Regions from separate parts of the Homo sapiens genome. Here region 2 is linked to region 1. Evidence: chromatin loops called from intact Hi-C (ENCODE). Cell type or tissue: PC-9. All regions are shown on one strand. Each heading gives the region's core, and the rest is flanking DNA. Links, peaks and the distances in the headings are about the cores only.

What was found. Peaks named below come from ENCODE experiments on the same cell type or tissue, not always from the same donor. Only the 100,000 strongest peaks of a DNase experiment are listed, where the experiment ranks them.
Region 2: a loop joins it to region 1, with 12 times the contacts of the local background. A loop is called at or near these places in 4 of 110 quality-filtered maps.

Annotation. Positions count from the first base shown.
Region 1 is chr3:55,615,941-55,624,936 of GRCh38, reverse strand. The region is part of intron 17 of ERC2 (ELKS/RAB6-interacting/CAST family member 2); the gene reads left to right. Among named protein-coding and RNA genes, the nearest start is that of ERC2-AS1, 13 kb to the right of the region's middle. RefSeq lists an enhancer at 8,369-8,996. In PC-9, for the core only: no CTCF peak of the experiment used is centred there; DNase peaks (open chromatin) are centred at 2,636 and 4,416; H3K4me3 peaks cover 718 bases; H3K27ac peaks cover 4,000 bases.
Region 2 is chr3:55,513,546-55,522,541 of GRCh38, reverse strand. The region is part of intron 17 of ERC2 (ELKS/RAB6-interacting/CAST family member 2); the gene reads left to right. Among named protein-coding and RNA genes, the nearest start is that of WNT5A-AS1, 30 kb to the right of the region's middle. RefSeq lists an enhancer at 2,540-3,041. In PC-9, for the core only: no CTCF peak of the experiment used is centred there; DNase peaks (open chromatin) are centred at 3,281 and 3,941; H3K27ac peaks cover 2,353 bases.

The DNA.
Region 1 (8,996 bases), core at 2,361-6,360:
GGCATTAAGTGGCTGATATTAAATGTTAATGAGGTCTCTGGAAGAGGGAACTAGGGACCAGCCAGGACTGTGTCTCATTCAGTGGCTTCAGGACCAGGTAGAAACCTCAGTTTTCTCATTTTTTTTCTTCCTTTTTCTTTATCATACCGACACCACAGACATGGTTACCATTTATTGACCACTTTGGGATGAGCAGACCTTGTGCTAAGTGCTTTCCATCCAGGTGAAGTCAGCACACTTATTCCCATTTTGCAGAGGAAAAAGCTGGGTTTCCACTGAGTCAGTGCCCCGAGCCAAGGCTGCTGAGTGGCAGAGCTGAGCCTCAGACCCATGCCGTCAGACTCCAGACCCTGAGCATTAACACCTCATGTCTAGTCACTGGCCAAGGCCAGCCTGTTCTTCCCACAGGGCACCTCTCCCATCCACCACTTCCTCTCTGTCCTCTCAGCACCAGTCTGGGGTGGTTTCCCTGACTCAGAACTTTCCCATCCCATCCACCCTGCATGCCCCAGCCATGTTCACCTTCCTGAAACACCACGTTCTCTGTGTCCCTCCCGTGGCGACACATTGTCAGTTCCTCTTTATTTCCAACCATATTAGGTTCAACTACCTCAGACTCGTCCTCACATTCCTCCCGCATGGGCCCCCCTGCGCAGTTTTATGAATTTTCCACCATTCCCAGATAATGAGGTATCATTTTTCCTCTTCTAAAAATAGTGTTCATTCCTTTTTTCACATCTCTGTGCTTATTGCTTGCCATTATCTAAAATGCCCAATATCTGCCTACATCCTACCTGTTGGATTCAGCCCAGATATGCTCCTTTAGGAAACCTCCTCTGAAATTCTGAATATGCCATAAACCCCTCTCTCTTGAGCTGTTGGAGTCCTAACCCAATTTTCTTTGGAATTCCCTTCTCTTGATCACCGTTGGCAGATTCTCCTTTGGCAATCATACATGAAGCAAGACTGGAAATTCCCTATAGACTGTTAGAAATGCAAAATGCTTGTTACCCAGTGCTGCAAAGAAATAGCACTTGAACATAAATTTAATTCTCTCAGCAAGTCAATTTTTACTTTCTGCAGAAAGGGTGCCCCTTGCAGATGGAACAATGGCGAGAGCACACCTGGACAGGGGAGGGGAAGTAGTTCTTATTCCTGATGCAGGACCCTACTGCTGTGTCGTTCCTCTATTGGCTAGGGTTGGACTGCTCAGTCTAAGCTAATTCTGATTGGCTATTTTAAACAGAGCAGGGGTATGAACCAGAGTGGCAGGGTGAATAGTTTGGTGGGAAGGACAGTTAGGAATAGATAACTAAAGGGGACTTAGGTCAGAGCAGGTGACCAGGCATGACTGAGGTCAAAGCAGGTGACCAGGGGAACAGATGTGAACTACTGATTAAAACTGGTGGAAAAATGTTGTTTACTGAAACTAGAAGCAAGAGGGCGAAGAGAACCAGGAAGTTAAACTTTAAAATGGAAAATCAAAGAATAAGAGAGCTGAACATACTGACATACTGATTCTTTGAAGAGAAACTTGGGGTTCACTATACTTAACATGACAAAGTAGGGGTCTTTACTTCTGTAGTTCTCTCTGTGCTTAACAGAGGAATAGAAAATCATAATTACAGCTAACATTTATTGAGCACTTCATATGTGCCAGGCACTGTCTTCATGTATTAATTCTTTCAGTCTTTACAGTAATCCTCTGTGGTAATGAGGAAACTGAGGGAATGAAAGCTCAGGTGACTTGCCCAAGTGGTGAAACTGAAATGCAAACCAGGCAGTGGGGCTTGTGCCTCCCACTGCACTGTGCCACTTTATACCATCCTCAGGTCAGAAACAAGTCACATGTGGGCATGGAGAACAAATCAGAGAACATGAATTCTTTATCTGGAATTTTGCTCAGCTGATAAAGCTCATTGGTTCCCAGCCTTCCTCTAGAAGTGGATTCACAGTTCTTCCCTTGTTGCTCCACAGCTGGGGAATTTTGTGTTGAATCAGAATGTTCTGGTTTAGAAACATTTTCTGGGTTTGAATCAGCATGGTCCAAGTCTCGGTCGGAACCAACTTGACGTTTGCATGGCAGATGGAACTGGAGCCCTCACTCCTCCTCTAATATGAGGAGGAGGAACTCAAGCACTCACTCTTCCAGTAATATGACCCTCTTCTGTTTGGTATTAGATGCTTTAATCCTTTCTGGACCAAGGCAGAGTATAAACAAACAAAGTCAAATATTTAAAATTTTTAACAGCAGCAAAAACTTCCATAAGATTCTTGAAAATGAACTCCAATTTGATCATTTTGAGGACTGCCTAGGTTAGCACTGCTACTCTGATTCCTGTGTCTCTGTAGCACATTTAAGCTGCTAATTTGAAGAAATTGCTGGTAGCTTGCATTTGCCCATACTGCAGAATTTCAAATGCTATGATATATTTTCCACACTTTTATCTTCCTTTGGCCAAGTAGATGTTGTACTTTTTATTTTTTTTCCTTTGGTCAAATTCAATCAAATTGTCATCATTAGAAACACAAGGAAAAAATCACATTGATAAAAGACCATTACATTTTAAGATCCATGATGTGTCACTGTCTACTTGAGAATCCACTGGCTGCTGAGGTGGTGCCTTCTCCACCACATTTCTGACTCATTCCCAGAATAGGACTTTGTATGGAGTCAGCACTTCATATTTGTTATATCAGGTGGAATTTTGGGTGCTTTACCTGGCTTCTACAAATAGTGTTGTTTTGGTCATCGAAAGCAAAGCGTTCTTTACCAAGGGAAGTGTGGCCGGATTTTCAAACAGTTATGTCTGTCAAGTTAGTCTGGGGAATTTGACAGTGCCAGCTATGGATGGCGGTACGAAGCAAACAGATTCGGATGGAAAAATTCTTACCCAACTATGTCCAGTTAGGTTTATGAAAAGAGCACCATTATACCAGGCCTCCTTTGAACAAGAAAGGAAATAGCTTATGTCATGTGAATACAAAGTCCCACAGGAGTGTGCCCTGACTTTCCTTTCCAGCCTCAATTTTCACTGCTGCTTGGCAGGGATGTGATGCTCTGGAACACTCACCTGCCTGGCATTTTCCACGTATCCCATGTCCTCCTCCAATCCACGCCTTTGTTCTTTCTCTCCCTCCTGGAACTACTTTTCTCCCCCAATTGGCCTAGCTGTCTCCTGGCATTTTCTAAGGCCCAGACTAGGAATTCTTTTTCCCAAGGAATCTCCCCTGACCACCTCCCTTCCAAAAGTGAAATGCCACTTTTCAGTGCTTCCAGAATTTGCTGTGCATGACTGTCCTGTTACCTGTTAACACTTTGCATTATAATTATCAAGGTGTCTGTGTCTCCAGCCAGCCTGAGTGTTTCTTGATCCCTGTATCCCTAGCCTAGTACAGTGCCTGAAATCAGTGCTTGGGGGCCTTGTTAAAAGAAGAAACGGCAGGAGGGGAACAGTAGTAGATAAGCGATATTTCACAAAGGAAAAGGAGAAGCTATAACCTGTCTGTATGAACTCCCCAAATATGTCCCGTTCTTTCTTTGTTGTCACCCACCCTCTTTTGCTTTTCATGAGGGAGTGTTTGCCCTAAGTGAAAAGGAAAACCCACTTGTCTTTAGGGACATGTTATGCATGTGGAAGTCTGGCATTCCCAGCTGGGCGTTTAACCAGCCCACCACTTGGGTGTTTTATAGTAGTGTCTCAAGAGGTGTTATCTCCCTCTTTTAGGTCTTTGGAGAAAAAAAAGGTGATCAAAGAAACCAACTCTGGCTGGAGGGGGGGCAGTTAGAGTCAAATCGGGGTTTTAGTGGATAAGAAAGGGGACAGAATGGAAATGGGGTATGGATGATGCTAATATGAAGAATGTGCTTCAAGGCCTCCTGGCTATTTTTGCATGCAACCATCTTTCATATCCCTATAAGATAAAATCACTGTGAAGGGTCATAAACCACTGTCAGAGTATTTGACAAGCCCCATAGGTAGTTGTTCCGAGCTAGTAAAAGCATCTTAATTGGCCTAAATGACAACAGTTATGTTATAAATATCTAGAATTTATGACCTGAGAAGGCGTAATCACATCTTCCATCAGTTAAGTTTGCATAGGAGCAGCTTGAGGATTTAAGATAGGGCTGCAAGTTGGGGAAAATCTGATTAGCCTTAACTTTATGACAAACACAGAGCTAAGTGAATCGGAGTGCTTTCAAGTTCCTGATCCCTGGGAGTTAAAGGCAGTGGTGTTTCAGAGTCGGTAAAAGCCACCCAGTTCCCTCTGTGCAGCTGTCATTTTATTGGCCTTGTAAAGTCTCCCGTACACTGTGACAAATCCAAGACCATATACCTGCGAAGAAGAGATGTTTTAGATTATGGGGCACAGAGGAAGCAGACGGTGGGGTTAGAGGGTGAAAACCTATGTGTTTATGCCGATCCTTCTCCGGAATGTGCAGAGTCATTGTGAAAAGCAAGTCCGTGCTGCTTTAGGGCTCGCTCCAGGGTCTGATGAGACACCTCATTTTCTGTGGTAATTGAGGAAGCGAAATTCAAAGCAGGGTTTAAAAGTTGAGTTTATACATCTAAAAACCCCACACATCTTTCAAGTTAGCTGGAAATTACACTTGGATTTTTAAAATATGATTCATTTCCTGAATTTTTATTATGGGGATGGCATTATTATCAAGAGTACTACTACATCTAAAGCAAAAATCATAACAAAGCCAATCTGTTGAAAGGATGGGTGTTTTAAGAGACACATTGTAGAGATAAATTTGATGTCATTGATCAACCAGGTCATTGCCTGGGGACTCGCTGGTCAATGGAGTGGAGTCATCTTTGAGGTAAAAGGCAAACAGCCAACTTAATCCCAATTTGCAGAGCTTCAAAGGTGAACAGTCATTTTGCCAGGCAATGAAGAGCTCAGGTTATCTATTTAATGCCAAAGTCTGTGAAGTCAGTGAAATTTCTTTAATGAATTTGAGAGCAATCCTTCAAAGAACCCTTGATTGAAACCCCTAGAGAGGCCAGTTGTCTTTGAACTCAAGAGATGAAGTTTATCCTAGATTAACCTGATCTTTCAGTTTGCTCTGTCTTGTAATGTAGAGACAGAGTTCTGAATTTTGAGAGAAGCGTTATGGTGCTTTGGCAGGCATATCCAAATCCGATGTGTTTATTATAGCAATGTAGGAACACTTTTAGCTTTGTTGGTAAGGAGGTCTACCAACCAAAGGATCCACTTTACATATGAAATTTTTGTACATGTCTACCATGTTCCAACAGTTTCTGAAGATCAGATGGGTCCCAAGGTATATACTCAGTTTGTTACTTCTCAGTGGGTATGAAACAAAACTTCAGTTTTGGTTTTATTATTATCGTACGTTTCACTGCACTTTCATACCCTTAAACCTTGCATCTCTCAAATCTGGAACTCTGTGCCTTACGATGTGGAAGAAATAGGAAATCTGGAACTGATTATGAAATTATGAAGCAGGGAGATGCAGAAATGTGCGAGGATCAGTGTACAAATGCATAAACCCTGATGCACACAAAGCCTGGTGTGAAGGACACATCACTTTGGATTGGAACCCTGCTTTTACATTTGAGCGTAACGCAACCTAGCATTTGCCTTGTGTAGTGCTTGGGAGCTTTTGGTGTTAACAGAATTCTTTTCTAAAGAAATTCCTTCGGATTTCTTCAGAATTTGTCCAGTTTCCAGGTTCCAATAGGAAAAACATGGACAAGGTTTTAATAGAAAAATAGTGCTCCAGATTTTTCAGTTGGCAAGTGCCGTACTTAAGAACTGTTCCTGTTTTATTAAGTGGTACAGGTTAGCTTAATAGGGGAGTCCTCGACATTTGTACCATGATTCCAGGAAAGAGAGACACCTGGGTCCCCTGGAGAAGACACCTGTTGGGATTTTGAGCCCACTTGTGGTTTTACCATTCCATTCGCATCTCACTGGAGACTACGCTTGAACAACAGTTATATGTGCTGATAAGGCAAGACCAAATCCATCAGCGTTCTCTACTCCTGCCTCCTCGAGAAAGGATAGCTGGGTCTTCCCATGATGTTGTTTCAGCTTTTCCTGTTGATCAGGACAGTAATGATGGTGGTGGGAATGTTTTGTTTTTATTCAATTTTATTGTTCTGCTTTAGTGTTTTAACATTTCTAAAGGCAATGCATTTTTCTCATTAAACATTTCAAATAATTCAAAAATCTTTGCCAAAGAAAATAAAAGTCCCCTCTAATCCACCATCCAGAAATACTAACATTTTGGTGAACTATGTATCTTTCTAATTTTACTATATATAGACTCTTAAAAAGAATGGGATTATATTATAAATGTTTTTATAATCTGCTTTTTGAACTTAACATTGTATGTTGGACACTTTCCACATTAATAAATATACACCTATGGAATCATTTTTATAGTAACGGAGTATGGAATTTTGCATTCTTTAGCCAGTTATTAATGGTGAACTTTAGATGTTTTAAAATGTTCCCTAGTAGAATTCCCTAAAGCCTTTTGGGCTTAACCTTTATTCACTTAGCCAATAATTTCTTTGGAATAAATTCCTAAAAGGGAAGTTGCACATTAATATTGATAAAGATTGTGAAATGGCCTCCCAGAGGTGATGCCCATTCACCCTGCTTTAATGCCTTGAATGGCACCACCTCTCTGTACTTACCCCAAGTCTCTTTGTTTGGTGTTGCTTTGCTTTTCCAATTTAACTCCAATAGGTAAAGAGCTCTCAGTATTTTTCTTCTGGGTGGTAGGGTACAAACCAACAAAAACAACCAACATGCTTAATTTGCAAGTTGGTTCAGGGAGAGATGAAAAATATCTTTACAGAAGTAAACACCAATCTTATGACTGCCCATATGATATACTCCATTTCTCCCACCACCGAGATTTGTATAGTTTCTCTCCTGTCAGTATAATGCTCTATCTAAAATTTTAGAGGTTTCAGAATGGGTTGCCTATCCCAGTTTCCTTGTGAAAACAATTTTCTTTATTGTAAGTAAAGATTTCTAGGCCTTGGTCAATAAAAGAGAAATGGCCAGTGCTAGAAAGAGTCAAGTGGCCCCACTTCCCTTGCTCCAGATCTTAAAAACACCTAAAATGAAGCTCAATTAACTGGTTAATTTTTGCTGGTCATACGTTTTGAATGTGGAACTTCTTGGTCATTTGAGGGGTCTGACATTCTGGGCCCTTTTATCCTTTTATTGGTGAATTCACTGAAGTGTAGGCAGACAGAAAATGTTCAAGTGGCAGGCAGATAAACTTGTTAAATCCCTGGAAGTCTTTCCTTCTTTGCTCTGGGAGTTTATCATCTTGGCAGAGTTAAAAGGCAATTAGGCCTGCAGGTCTTTCCTGGCTTGTTTATTGGTGGTTTACACATGGGTGTTGAAGAGACAGGGCCATATTAAACATTCTGATCCTGCTGGCCGGAGGGGAATGAGACCTCAGCCCAACTTGGTAAGTCTCCTTGAGAGACAGCCTTGCCAAAACGCTGGAGGAAAATTGTTTAAATATAGTACCTGTGCCCCACGATGCTCATTGTTGGTGGAAAATTGCAGTCGGCTTGCTTCATGCTGTGTTCCATTTCCTGGGAAATGGTTTTATGGAAGGACATTTGATGAAAAAGTTCATTCCTTCTGTAATTGTTAGCTGCCCCTGTGGTGTGAGTTAAGGTAGAGGCGCACTGGAAATATTTCTTGCCCCAAATCTCTAGGGCAAGCCCCTTGCATGAGAAGGGAAGGCTATCAGTTTGAAACTGGGTGAGGGACAGATTTCCATTAAGTCCTCTGGTCCCTCTGAGTTCTCAGAGTCTCCCCAGCCAGGCTGATCTTGGGCAAAATTTGTAAAGGAGGTGGGTCTTGGGTTTTTGCAATCACTTCTTCCTTTTCTCACACCCTGCCTTCCATCGGCAAAGCCTGCAGGCTGCCTCCCTGGGATGAAGATACAGGGTTGGAGTAACGCCTAACTCCTTCACACCTATGTGTTAGTGAAGTGAAATGGCTCATCACTTCACCTCCTCCCCTGTTTTTCACAGTCAGCTTGGGCACTCATCTTAATGGAACAAGTGAGAATTGCTAGGGTTCAATTTGCTGGGCTCGGGGGTCAGGCACTCCTGGGTTCCACTTCTGGCTCTGTGTCTAACTGTGTGCCTTGAATTTCCTCTCTAATCTCAAGTTTTTTCTATTTGTAAAATAGGGACAAAGCTAGTCCCTACCATGCTAGTTTGTTGAGAGACTAAATAATGCATGGAAAGTGCTTAACATAGTGCCTGGCACTTAAAAAAAAAAAAAAGCACAATAACTGGTAGCTTTTACGATTAAAATGTGCTTTATTTGTCTAACACATATATGTAAAATATATATTATGTATATGTGTATATCTAACACACATATATGTAGTGTATATATATATATGTGTGTATATTTACACAGTCCAGTGACAATTATATTTTTTGACAAGATGTAGCTATTTTTGTTTTACCAGTCTAGGGTGTTACTGAAATATAAAAACGTATCTGTATAAAATGAGAAAATCCTTGCTCAGGTCCAGAATACTTGGAATTTAAGGACTTTCCATTTCCACAACTGGCCATTGTACTCAGCGGCCAATGGAACTCCTTTCCTAAGTGGCTGCTACTTATCCAAATCTTGGTTCCTCAGGAGTTAGGCACCCTGCCTTTATTTTCTCAACTAAAGAAAACACAACAGATAACTGCAGCTTTTATTCTCAATCTGACCTTTCATGTTGTGAAACTCTTTTGCCATAGTGTCTTGCCAGCGTCTGCACAAGGACTTCCTCTAGCTGAGTAATGTGGTTCTGATTAAGGACATCCTATAAGACCCAGGAGGATGGCCTGGGAAGGAAACCAGCCTGAGACACTAGAGTGAATTTCCATCCCTCAGTCAGATATATGATATTAAAGACCAGAAGGTATATGGAGTTTGTCGTTGGAAGACTCAGAAACAAAATTAAAGCAAATGGC
Region 2 (8,996 bases), core at 2,436-6,435, 100 kb after region 1:
GAGGGGAATGTTATTGTTTCCCTTTAAGGTGGTCTGTTGGGCAAGGGAGGGTGGGAAGGAAAGGAGAAAGGAAGGAAGGATTCCTGTAGTTTTCATAAACAAAGATTGAAGACAATATAAAATCCAGACTGAATCTGCCTTTGTATCTCATTTAAGAACCCACTTCACTTTCAACTCTGCAGACCAAAACGAGGTAGCATTCTTCCTGTTCCTTTGTTTGCAGGTGAGGATTAGGGCCCAGAGAGGCAGCATATCGTTAAAAGGCCTGACTTCACCCAGCTGGTTGCTGGTTTGTGTTTATGTTTCCCTTTTCCCTTCTCCCCTACCAAAAATGGTCCCCTCCCCCCAGAGAAGACTATTTCCTTTTGTTGCGGGGAAACTCTGAATTGGTGGTTGCTTAGAAAACACATAGAAGTGTGTAGCAAGTTGAAGTTAAAAAATAGTTCATGAAATGCAAAACTCCATTTAGCCCCTATCTGCCAAGAAATAAATAGTTTAAAAAATGAATTTCAGATCACTGACAATGATGACTGTGTTTATGGCAGTGGAGTTGTCTGTCTTCAGCAGGCCATCCTTGCAGGCATACACCCAGCATTTAGAAATTAAACAAAAACACATTGAACTTGCTGCATTAGCTGTTGCCACATTGGAACGCTAATGGGTTTAGTGACCACAACCGACCCAGGCCAGCGTGTGTCAACAGCCAAAGGAGCAACCTCAGTCACTGTTTGTGCTTTGCCCAAGTTGTTACAAGCTTAATTCTTTGCAGCTTACTTTTCCTGCTGTTTTGGCTTCTCCCCCACCATGTCTTAGAAAGTGTAGCCCCAGCCCAGCCTCACATAGCAAGGCCACGGGGTCCTGGCAAGATGTCTGAAGATGCAGGCACCTCAGCCTCTTTGGTCTCATGAGCAGTTACATCAGGGCTCTGCCTACCCCCTTCTTTTGCCAGTCACTTCTATTAGGCGTTCTGGAAATGGCCCAGCCTGAAGCAAATGCAGACAGCCTCTTGATGAGCTACTCACCTGGAAAAGTGGAGTCTTTCTCTCTCTCTTCTTCTCCAAGAAAGTATGCTGCATAGCATTTCACCTCCAAGGTGGTTTCTTTGCACCACAGGCAAGCCTTCAGCCCTGCCTGAGAAACAAGGTCAAATGCCTCCATTTTTGCACAGCTGAATCAAGCACTGGGTTGTAGGATCTTGGCGGTGAAGAGGTTAAATTGCTCAAAAGGCTGGATCTGTGGTTTCCTGCCCACACTTGCTCTGGCCTAAGGCAGTGCTTGCTGTGTGGGGAGAGGGAAAGGGAGGTCTCGCCTGGACCCAGGTGGCCGACAGGCAAACCATGTTATTAAGAAGCAGGAATCGCAAAACCTTGATCTTCAAACGAGACCCCTAATTAGTCACCAGCCCAAGAGTAAATGGCATTCCACCTCAGTGAGGCGGGAAGGGCGCCTTCAAATCCTGGAGACTAATTGCCATTATTGGCTCTATGAAGATCCTGTTGTAAACACTTGTCATTGGAGCCACTTCTGGTCAGTAAACTTGAGATATCAAATTGTTCCTTCATGTTTCAAATTCTCCAGAATGCCTCTCTCTGGCTCCTTTTCTAGGAGGGGGCATCTCTTTCCCGAACATGACAGCTTTCTTAAGATCCAGTTTAGGGAGATGTCTTCCTGTGACTTGTATATGCTATGGCAGGCTCATCTTAAAACCAAGTTCTTTTCAGTAAAGGGCTTTTTAACAGTGTTTTACTTTATTTTCATTGGAATTTGAAAATGCCATCTCAAAAATAAGATAACAGGGCTTATTATCATGAAGATAATGGAGCTTACGTTTGGAGCACCTCAGGTAAGCTGACTTTTCCAAGGCCCTGGGAGGTGCCCCAGTGAAATGTTCACAAGGCCGTATCTTTTTATCAAGCTTGAAATAGTCAATTATTTATGTATTCTTTTTCTGAAAGAAGGCCTCTAAAATGGTACGAACTTTAGGCCACACAAAACCAAGATGTGTTCCACAGTATTCAAGGTGTGTTTCTCCCTTTCCTATCATGTGTTCTTGTTGCTTCTGGAGATAAGTATTTTCTCTCTTCTTAGATTTTTTTTTTTTTTTTTTTGAGACAGAGTCTCACTGTCTCCCAGGCTGGAGTGCAGTGGCACGATCTCGGCTCACTGCAACCTCGGCCTCCTGGGTTCAAACAATTCTCATGCCTCACCCTCCTGAGTAGCTGGGATTACAGGCACCTGCCACCATGCCCGGCTAATTTTTTTATTTTTAGTAGAGACAGGGTTTCACCACGTTGGCCAGGCTCTCAGGCCATCTGTCCCCCTTGCCCTCCCAAAGTGCTAGGATTACAGGTGTGTGCCACTGCGCCTGGCTGCCTTTTTGTTTCTTGAGCCTGTTTGGCATTTGTGAAGGGTACGGTAAACTTTTCCAGGCCACATACAGGGTGCAAGGTTTTGTCTAATTTTATCCTTTTTTTTCCTTTTTTTTTGGAGACTGGGTCTCACTCTATCACCCAGGCTGGGGTGCAGTGGCATAATCATGGCTCACTGCAGCCTTGACCTCCTGGGCTCAATCAATCCTCCCACCTTAGCCTACCAAGTAGCTGGGACTACAGGCACCTGCCACCACACCTGGGTAATTTTTTGTATTTCTTGTAAAGATGAGGTTTTGTCGTGTTTCCCAGGCTGGTTTCGTCATGTTTCCCAGGCTGGTTTCAAACTCCTGGGCAAGCAATCCACCCACCTCAGTCTCCCAAAGCTCTGGGATTACAGGCATGAACCATGATGTCCAGCCTAAATTTACCCTTAACTAGGAGAATGTTTCCAGAGATTGGGATCAAGAGATCCTGGATCCATCTGCTTCAAGGGCAGCCTAGATAATATCAAACCCAGATGGCAGAAGAGATCAATATAAGGAAGTTTGGGAGCCATGGGAATTTGATCTGGTCCCAGGGTCTCAGGACCACTGGAATTCTATTATCTGGACACTTTCATGGTACTAAGTATTAAATATGTCAGCGTGTGAGAGAGAAAGGGAAGAAGAAAGTAGTAAATCATTTCTGAATACTTCTTGGAAATGGTGAGTTTTTTCATTCACCTTTAACAATGATTTTTAGCCAGCATCAATGGGCCCTGGGATGAGGTATTCCACATTAACATCCATAGCCAGCCATGTGGCAGGGCTACATTTCAGATGATGTCAAGTATCCCCTTTCTCATGGAGCTGAGCTTCAGAACTGTTTCTTCAGCAAGCTCAGGAATCACTATTACTCAGCAATAATTCCTTTGTGTGAACAGTTTAGGGCAGGACAGGGAGTGGGAGTTCTAGACACAGGCTTAGGATATTTGTTCATAGGATACCATTGTCTCTGTGATGAAAGCCACAGTTTTCCCTCTGCAGGTAACCTAATAACCTCAGGCAGCTCAGAGAGCAGAGGTACCGGCGCTACCCAAGTGGGGTTCTCCAGGATGACTCGGACATCCCCCTCTTTCCAGAGTGCAGGTGTTCTGTTTGTTGGATCAGCCCCCATCTCTGATGTCAGTAGTGGCACCCGCAAAGATTCCCAAAGCATTCTTTTAACCTGTATGTTACACTGATTTGAGATGTTAGAAATTGTATTCCAAACCTTTGGTTATTTTAACTAGTTCAGAAAAGAAAGACTATCATTAGTTTTGACAACAAACAAAACCAGTTTTTGTTCTATCGGTTGTGTTTAAAAGATTCCAATTTCAAACTAAACACAACGTGTGGTTATTCTGTCAGCGATTTATATAGCCACCAGGGCGCCACAGTTACACACTGCATACATCATTGTATTTTTAAAATGTACTTAATGAACTTTTTTTTTCTTTTCTAGTAACTACTTCATTGCCTTAAATGAATGCATTCCAATAGAATTTGTAACAAATGACCACTTTGTGTTTGCATTAATGCCAAACACGTTTAACAAATTTTTAACAAGGAAGCTTGGCAAAATGCCAAACTCCTAGAGGGACACTGAAGGAATGCTATAAATTTAAACTAGATTTCACCTTTTCACTTAACTCAGCAAGTGTCTTAGGTGTCTCGCTATCTCAGGATTGTAGCATTTCTGTTTTTATGTCAGAAAAGTTGTACATTTTCATTATTTTTATTACTGAGGTTGTACCTACCTATTTCCACAGGACTTTTCAATCTATGCAACTGTTTCTGAAATAATATGAAAGCAGCTTAGAAATTAATCTTTATTTCTCCAAAAGTGTTCATATCTTATATAGGTTGGTAGATGCATGTATGCATATACTGTACATATCTACCAACATATCACTGCTTAAAACAGCACAGTCAACCAATTGTGTACAGTAACAATTGACTAGGCCAGTGGTTGTCAAGTGGAGCAATTTTATCTCCCAGGGATATTTGGCCATGTCCTGAGACATTTTTGATTGCATGACTGGGAGAGGGGCAGTGCTGCTGGCATCTAGTGGGCAGTGGCTTGGCATGCTGCTAAACATCCTACCATGCACAGGGCAGCCCCCACAGCAAAGAATCATCCAGCCCCACATGGCCGTAGTACCAAGATGGAGAAACCTTGGAGTAGAGTGACAAAGACCTTTGGCCATGGGCAGTCTCTCCTGTTAAAGAAGGTATTCTTTTGAGGAAAAACAATCAAATACATTTCTACTCAACCAATGCTTTAAAAAGTGCATAGAGTACCTAATGCTTGTGTTAAATGGCAGATATCTGATCTTTTATTTCACTGCTTTCTGCCCTTGAGAAGACAAAAGCCCAAAATGTAGACTAGGGTGGTGCTGGGGCTGGCCGGTGGCCAGAGTATATGCAAGACCAGCCGACTCGTGCCTGGTTCTGCCAGTGGGGAGAAGGCCATGGCTGGGCGCTGGGAACCATCTTGCAGGCAAGGCTGATTGAAGGCAAGGAGAGCATATCCAGGAGATAGTTTTAGGTGTTCTGTGAACAAGCACTTTTACTTTAATAGCCATGCAATTATCATAGTGCATATTAGACAGATAATGGTTCTATTATGGCAGCAAAATAAATATTTCTTTAAAAAGGAAACATTTAGGTTTTTGATAATTTTTTTTTTTTTTTTTTTTTTTTGAGACGGAGTCTTACTCCGTCACCCAGGCTGGAGTGTAGTGGCACAATCTTGGCTCACTGCAACCTCCACCTCCACCTTCCTGGTTCAAGCGATTCTCCTGCCACAGCTTCCCTAGTAGCTGGGATTACAGGTGCCCGCCATTACGCCTGGCTAATTTTTGTATTTTTAGTGGAGACGGGGTTTCACCATGTTGGCTAGGCTGGTCTTGAACTCCTGGACTCAAGTGATCCGCCCGCCTCTGCCTCCCGAAGTGCTGAGGTTACAGGCGTGAGCCATTGCACCCGGCCAGTTTTTAGATAATTTTTAAAAAAATGTTAGTTACATATCACAGGTATTGTGGAGAGGTTACAAAAATGGGAAAAGTAGGACACAAAAGACAGGTTTAGGAAATGCTTGCCTCAAGGAGGCAGTGGTCTCTGGAGAGAATGGTCGCTGGAGTCCAAAAGACCTGGATTCAAATGAGGCCCCAGGGAGCTGGGGAATTTTACCAAAAGCATCCAGTTCTTCTAAGCTTTCGTTTCCTCATCTGCATGAGGGGCTATTAACCAACTGCATCAGTACCTCAGTGCTATCGAGCTGGTTTCAGATAATTAATGCAAAACACAGAGGGTGGTGGCAGATAGCACGCAACAAATGGTACCTGTTAATAATTCTGACCACAATAATAATGACAAAAATAAATCCTACGGAGACATAGCAGTCTGTGCTGCCATTTTGATGTACACAGCCTATATTCATTTGAATCCCTTCATTTAAAACGTTATGGATGAGTTATACCCCGTGCACAGAAACCAAAGTTGAAATACCAAGTCCCTCCACTGCCTCCTCCCAGCAAACTCCGTCATCCCTAACAGCAGTGTGCAATTCTGAGCACAGGGCTGGCCCCGCCCCACCCCCATCCCAGCCCCCAGCCCTTTGGGTTCTGAAGTGTTACATTTTATTGCCCCGTGGAGCTGTAGGAGTCCACTCTCAAGGTAAAATGTTGCTCTCCACTCATATTTTTTGAATTATGGTTTCAAGGTGGTTGCTTCTATCAAGAAAATTAAATGATTTAACATAATTTGTTGCCACTTTGATCACAACAATAATAAATAAATCTTCATGAGGAAAACGGGAAACCCATTCCACCCCGTTTTTAAAGATGTTAAGTAATAACACAGATGTAGTTATAGTTTTGGTTTTTTGTTTGTTTTTTTTTTTTTAGCAGAAACGACTCTATTGGGTTTTCCTGTGAGCAGAGTGGCTTCATGGAGCTGTTCTGCAGGATGCCCGCTGCCCCCAGAAGGAGCAGCTCTTCTCCTCCAACCGTTGTTAATTAGTCTATCAGGGGCTTGCCTTTTATGTGGGCACCACGTGCAGCGTGTTAGGGGCATCTGAAGCCGTCGTGAATGGGTGTCTGTTTTTGTACCTGGGGGCACACTGCACACATTTGGAAAGCACATGGAACATAATGGACATTAACCCAGATGTCAAAAATAGCCTGCGTTTTACTACTGTTATTAAACAGTTTCCCCTTTAACCCCTCCGTGTTTACCAAAGACCCCTTTCTCCCAGCCTGTTTCTGCAAATCACTACTGAAAGGGCAGGAGAAGAAAGCCATAATCGGGCAGGTGTCTTTATTCCAAAGAAAAACAGTCTGAAGGAATATTTGTGAGACACCACACGTTTATAGCCTGCTCTCCCTGGGGCGTCTGTCCTGGGGCGGAATCTTACTGCTGTGCTCAGTCACCCACCCCGCCCCTCACACACCCCCACCTAGAACCAAGTCAAGAGCAGCAGTCCCACCCAATACTGGTTTCTCCCCACAAAGAAAATAGCTTTATATTTTAGTATGATACTATTTATACATTCTTAGGTTTAAAAAAATCCAAAAAGAGCAAAAAAAAAAAAAGTCTGAAGGAGAAAATTTTAACGGCTGGGCACCATGGCTCATGCCCGTAGTCCCAGCTACTTGGGAGGCTGAGGCAGGAGAATCGCTTGAACCAGGGAGACAGAGGTTGCAGTGAGCCGAGATTGCGCCACTGCACTCCAGCCTGGACAACAGAGAGAGACTCCATCTCAAAATAAATAAATAAATAAAAATTAAATACAGGGGAAAAGTTTAAAACCACCACCCAGAGATAAATATTAATAATATTCTAATGTATACACTTGCAAATGTTTGTTTATGTGCATGTTGATGCAAAAATGAGATGAAGCTATGCATATAAAATGGTAATCTGCTTTTTCCACTGAAAAGTTGTGGACGGACATCTTTTCCTATCAAAAGAAAATAAAGATTGACGTCATAATTGTCATCAGTCACTTAATAAATCTTAGGCATCCCTATCACAGTTCCCCGTTCCTTTTCTTCATGGTGCAAATGTTTACATTCTCATTCATTTATTGATCTGTGTGTCTATTTGTTTCTGTCTTCCTCCCAAGAATACAGGCTCCATGAAAGCATGGACCTTGTCTGTTTTTCTCACTATTATATTCCTGGCATCAAGCACACTGCCTGACCCAGCGTGGTGCTGCATTAGTCTTCTTTGGCTACATAGCAAATTACCATAAATATGGTGGTGAAAATAGCACCCATTTATTAGCTTACAGTTTTGTGCATAGGTCAGAAGTCCAGATGGGCTCAACTGGGTTCTCTGCTTAGGATCTCATAAAGCCAAAGTCAAGGTGGACTTAGCTGGACTTTAATCTGAAGGCTCCAGGAAGCATCCACCTTCAAGCTCCTTCGGGTTTTTGGCAGAATTCATTTCCTCGTGGTTGTAGGTCTGTGGTCCCTGTTCCCTTGCTGACAGTCACCTGGGTGACATTCTCACATCCTATAGGAAGCTCTCAGGTCCTTGCCCCTGGCTCCCTCCATCACAGCACAGCCAATCCCTCTGGTTTCAGATTTCCCTAACTTTCTCTTCTGCTACAGCAAATAAAAGTCTCTGCTATTAAAGGGCGTCTGTCATTAAATTAGGTCCACTCAGATCCACCCTTTTTTAAAAAATTTTATTTTTTATTTTAGACAAGGTCTTACTCTTGTCTGGAGTGGCACAATCACGGCTGGAGTGGCACAATCCCAGCTTACTGGATTGGCAGGCTGGAGTGGCACAATCACGGCTTACTGCAGCCTCGACCTCCCCAGTTCAGTTGATCCTCCCACCTCAGCTTCTCAAATAGCTGGTACCAAAGGGGCATCCACCACACCCAGCTAATTTTTAACTTTTTTTGTGGAGACGGGTTTTTGCCATGTTGCCCAGGTTGGTCTCCAATTTCTGGGCTCAAAATATCCACCCACCTCAGCCTCACAAAGTGCTAGGATTACAGGCATGTGCCACCTCGCTTAGTTGATAATCTCCCTTTAGACTAATTTGAAGTCAACTGATTAGTAACTACATCTGTAAGGTAACTTTATAGTAAACGTGGTCTGAAACGTTCTCACTCCCTGTGCCAGGGATTCGGATAGGGAATCTTGGATAAGGAGTAGATTTAAGGATTCTGCCTACCTGAGGTACTCTCTAAACTGGTAGGCTGGGTTTAGTGGCTCATTCCTGTAATCCCAGCACTTTGGGAGCCTGAGGCAGGTGGATCACTTGAGCCCAAGAGTTTGAGACGAGCCTGGGCAACATAGTGAGAACACATCTCTGTAAAAAAATACAAAAATTAGCCAGACATGGTGGCATGTGCCTGTAGTCCTAGCTCCTTGAGGGGCTGAGCTAGGAGGATTGCTTGATTCCAGGAGGTCGAGGCTGCTGTGAGCCATGATCACACCACTGCACTCCAGCCTGGGTGACACAGCAAGACCCTGCCTTAAAATAAAAGATATGTATATATATATATACATACATGCACACACGCTCTATTGGATGTACAAGTCTAGACAATTCATCAGAAGGGGACTCTGCAGTATATGTGAGA